Linked DNA regions of Homo sapiens: region 1 is linked to region 2. Evidence: read pairs that join two places in POLR2A ChIA-PET (ENCODE). Cell type or tissue: PC-9. All regions are shown on one strand.

Region 1 (2,500 bases), 290 kb before region 2:
CTGGAGTCTCGCTCTGTCACCCCGGCTGGAGTGCAGTAGTGAGATCTCAGCTCACTGCAACCTCTGCCTCCTGCGTTCAAGTGATTCTCCTGCCTCAGCCTCCTGAGGAGCTGGTATTACAGGCGCACGCCACCACACCCGGCTAATTTTTGTATTTTTAGTAGAGATGGGGTTTCACCATGTTGATAAGTCTGGTCTCGATCTCCTGCCCTCAAGTGATCCACCTGCCTTGGCCTCCCAAAGTGCTGGGATTACAGGGGTGAGCCACTGCGCCCAGCCAGCCTATTATTTTTTAATTTTTATTTTGTGTTTTTTGGTATGTACACTTGCTTGCACCCCTTAGTTTATTTTAGTACTTAAAATGTTAATATTTTCAGGATAGCAGAACATTTGAAAATATTTAAGAACATACTTTTTAAAAATGGGAAGTAGTATAGAAGGAATCTTGAATCCTGACTTTGAAAAACAGTTGCTTGTTTCTTTTCCAAATAATGTTTTGTGGATGCTTAGTAAACTTTTTCTAACTTTAGTGTGTTAATAGAGTTAATCTGTACTATTTTTTCTTGTTTTGTTTCGTTTTTAGGAGCTGTTTGAACTTCCAGTAAGTGAAGAATGTTTACTTCTTACTAAGTATATTTGTTTTGATTCTTTAAGAATATTAAGTGCTTTGTGCCTCTTTTGAAATGATATAGGCTACTTATGAGATAGGAATTGTTCGCCAGTTCCCATTTTCTTCTGCTTTGCAACGTATGAGTGTGGTTGCCAGGGTGCTGGGGGATAGGAAAATGGACGCCTACATGAAAGGAGCGCCCGAGGCCATTGCCGGTCTCTGTAAACCTGAAACAGGTAAGGAAATATCTATGCTTTGGGTACAATTCTGGTATTTGAGTAAACTTGTATTAGCAACTCTAACAATGAAATTTACTCTTTCTTTTAAAAAGTTCCTGTCGATTTTCAAAACGTTTTGGAAGACTTCACTAAACAGGGCTTCCGTGTGATTGCTCTTGCACACAGAAAATTGGAGTCAAAACTGACATGGCATAAAGTACAGAATATTAGCAGGTGAGGTTGAACGGCTTTCCTAGTTTCCCAGTCATCATCATTTATGGTTATATTAGTCATGCACAGTAATTTGCATGTAATTGAGTATTTATTGAATGTATGAAAAGATATCTAATATAATATTGTTTTAGGTGATTGAAGTAAAAGTACATTTTCCCCACTGCCTGATTTCCTTTCATTCTGGGTTTTTTTTTGAGAGACAGTCTCACCCCGTACCTAGGCTAGAGTGCAGTGGCACTGCCGTCTCGGGTCACTGCAACCTCCGCCTCCCCGGTTCAAGCGCAGTGGCGCAAGTCTCGGGTCACTGCAACCTCCACCTCCCCGGTTCAAGCAATTCTTGTGCCTCATCCTCCCAAGTAGCTGGGATTATAGGCGGGTGCCGCCATACCTGACTAATTTTTATATTTTTAGTAGGGGTTTTTGCCATGTTGGCCAGGCTGGCCTCGAGCTCCTGGCCTTAAGTGATCATTCTGTGTTGACTGTTTACCTATGTTTCCTTATGTTATTGTAACATCATGTTTTTTCCTTAGAGCTCTTTGAAACTGTTTTCAATTTGTTAATTATTATGTGCCCACTATGTGTCAGGCACATTCCAAGAACAGTAAATGTAATTTTTTAGAAGTTTATTTTCACCAATTGATCTTCTCACTTTTGCCCAGTGGTTGGATATAACTACTAATTTGATCAGAATATAATGAGTCATAGTAACCAAGCTCCTCCCACTCCACTTCTTTCCTAATCCCCAGTACTCTCCATGTCCCCCCGTCAAATGACAGTGTCATATTCAAGGATTGTCACTTTGACTGTAACTGATACAGACCTACCTTGGAGGATAGCATTTTTGTTTAGGAATATTTCATGATGTACCTAGCATTTTGTAAGCAGAAAGGAGTGTCACTTGGCTGTCCTGCTAATTCTGCCTATTTGGGGGAGGTGGTGAGGTCTAAGCATGAGTTTAAAAAAAAAAAATGAAAAACCTCTACCCAAATTATGTGATACATATGCATGTCGGGAACCACAAATGGGTATAATATTATATCCTAATTCCTACTAAGGACACATTAGTCTCTTCTTAATTTATAGCTTCACACTAGCAAGGGTGCTAGGGGATAAGACAGTGGATGCCTTTGCCATTTTCCCCCATAAACACTAATTACTGAATTGCCTACAGTTCTTTTTTTTTCTTTTGAGACGGAGTCTCGCTCTGTTGCCCAGGCTGGAGTGCAGTGGCACGATGTCAGTTCACCATAGCCCCCGCCTCCCGGGTTCAAGCGATTCTCCTTCCTCAGCCTCCTGAGTAGCTGGAACTACAGGTGCACACCACCATGCCTGGCTAATTTTTGTATTTTAGGTAGAGACAGGGTTTCACTATGTTGGCCAGGCTGGTCTCGAACTCCTGACCTTGTGATCTGCCCGCCTTGGCCTCCCAAAGTACTGG
Region 2 (2,500 bases):
AACCAGGGCCATAACCATTTCTTCATGTGGCAAACAAAGAGATTAAGTTCGCTGTCTCTGAATTCGCTTTCACTTCAAATATTTAAAGTGCTTTGCGGATTGCAGAGAGGTGTTTTTTTTTTTTTTTTTTTGGACAGAGTCTTGCTCTGTCACCCAGGCTGGAGTGCAGTGGCACGATCTCCGCTCACTGCAAGCTCTGCCTCCCAGATTCACACCATTCTCCTGCCTCAGCCTCCCGAGTAACTGGGACTACAGGCTCCTGCCACAACGCCTGGCTGATTTTTTGTATTTTTTTTAGCAGAGACTGGGTTTCACCATGTTAGCCAGGATGGTCTCGATCTCCTGACCTCGTGATCCGCCCGCCTCGGCCTCCCAAAGTGCTGGGATTATGGGTGTGAGCCACCGTGCCCGGCCTGCAGACTGTAGACAGGTTTTTAGTAGTTGTGTGATCATAAAAACAGCAGCAAATGACCTTGCTCCAAGTTGTGGTCCTGAGCACTAGCCATTTATGAACATTGCCCAGGCTGGCCGGAGGTGACATTTTCCACCATCATCAACTAGTTCTTCAAAATCAGGTTGGGCATTTTGTTAGACTCGCTGTGTTTTACTGGCTTTCCTGGCTTCAGGAGTTACCTCCTCAGTAAGCCTTTCCTTCTCTGTCCATTCTCAATTAGACCCCACCCCTGACCCCTTCCACCACAACATCCTATTTTGTTTCTTCACAGTATTTCCCATGAATTTACATTCCCTCCTTTTGTGTGTGTGTGTGTGTGTGTGTGTGTGTGTGTTTTGTTTTTTTTTTTTTTTTGAGACCGGGTCTCACTCTGTTGCCTAGGCTGGAGTGCAGTGGCGCAATCATAGCTCACTGCAGCCTCATTCCTGGGCTCAAGTGACCCTCCTACCTCAGCCTTCTGAGTGGCTGGGACTACAGGTGTGTGCTACTGTGACCAGCTAATTTTTTTTTTTTTAAGAGATAGTGTCTCACTCTGTTGCCCAGGCTGATCTTGAACTCCTAGCCTTAAGCAATCCTCCTGCCTCAGCCTCCCAAAGTGCTGGGATTATAGGCATGAACCACTGCACCTGGCCCATCCTCTCCTTTATTTATTTGTTTTCTTCCCAATGGTGGAATGTGAACTTCTTGAGAGCCAGCGCTTTGCCTGTCTTGTTTGTTGTTGAAACTCTGGCACCTGGAATGGTGCCTGGAACAGAGCAGAAGCTGCATTAATCCCCTGCATGAATGACTAGTCAGCCCCACTGGGAAGTGTTTTGTGGGCCAGTGGCCCACAGCAGCACAGGGCACACTTCTCGTCAGGCACCGCATCCTGGCTGCAGGTGACCTGAAGAAGGTGTAAACCCCTCAGGTAATATGTATTTTGCTGTATCGCAAAACTGGAATGCAAAACACCAGGAGTCACAGATAGGCAGAAAAAGCCAAAAAAATTTTATCTGGAAAGTCAGCAACTGCTTTGTGGGTGGAGAACACTTTGCTTACAGAGATTGTATTGATCTTGTGACAAACAGCCACACTGTGTTTTGGCTTTCCTGGTGTGCCTTCAGTCCCAGCCGGTGATTTGGACTTCGCTTGTTACACCCTTATATGCTTTTAGTTACGGGTTTCTCTGGGTCACATTATGACTCATTCACCTATAACAGACAAGTCTTTTTCAAACCAGGCTCACAATACGATCTTCAAAATTGGATACTTTTCTTCCTCCTGAAAGTTTAGGATTTATTTTCCCATTCTCTGCACAGAATTTTTGATTCTGAAAAATACCTGGCAATTCATTTTTGCTGAGGAGTATTAATCTTTATGTTTAAAAAGAATTTGATTGGCAGGGCGTGGTGGCTCACGCTTGTAATCCTAGCACTGTGGGAGGCCCAGGCAGGCAGACCACCTGAGGTCGGGAGTTGGAGACCAGCCTGACCAACACGGCGAAACCCTGTCTCTACTAAAAATACAAAATTAGCCAGGCATGGTGGTGCATGCCTGTTATCCCAGCTACTCAGGAGGCTGAGGCAGGAGAATCGCTGGAACCCGGGAGGTGGAGGTTGCAGGTGGCCGAGATTGCACCATTGCACTCCGGCCTGGGTGACAAGAGCAAAACTCCGTCTCAAAAAAAAAAAAGAAAAGAAAAAAAAATTTGATTACATTAATTCTGTACCATTTGAGAGACAGGAGAATGTTACCTGCAGCCCCCACTCCTTAAGAGACTTTAGTTATACATGTTTTACACCAGCAAAGCAGGGAAGAGTACAGATTTCCAGCAAATTGGTTCTGGTTACATGTGTAGCAAAAATGCATGAATCACAGAGATCAAAACTAGGTTTATTTCCTCTGGCAGGTGGCAGGAAAGGGATGCTCGTGCAGCCATAGAGACTAGCTTAAGTATGGCGCTCATGGCCAGAAGATGCGCGTTCCAGAGACTCCACCTCTGTCACCTCCTAGCTGTCACCTTGGCCAGTTCACCTGCACTTTGCGAGCCTAAATATCCACATTTGA

What was found. Peaks named below come from ENCODE experiments on the same cell type or tissue, not always from the same donor. Only the 100,000 strongest peaks of a DNase experiment are listed, where the experiment ranks them.
Region 1: POLR2A ChIA-PET joins it to region 2 with 5 read pairs; 2 of 35 experiments call an interaction of 5 or more read pairs at or near these places.

What each region holds. Positions count from the first base shown.
Region 1 is chr3:194,435,657-194,438,156 of GRCh38, reverse strand. It overlaps ATP13A3 (ATPase 13A3), which reads left to right. Exons shown (of 34, transcript NM_001367549.1): 18 at 584-601; 19 at 693-846; 20 at 942-1,062. Among named protein-coding and RNA genes, the nearest start is that of GP5, 38 kb to the right of the region's middle. In PC-9, no CTCF peak of the experiment used is centred here; no DNase peak of the experiment used is centred here.
Region 2 is chr3:194,149,495-194,151,994 of GRCh38, reverse strand. No RefSeq gene overlaps it. Among named protein-coding and RNA genes, the nearest start is that of HES1, 15 kb to the right of the region's middle. In PC-9, no CTCF peak of the experiment used is centred here; a DNase peak (open chromatin) is centred at 1,524; H3K27ac peaks cover 1,792 bases.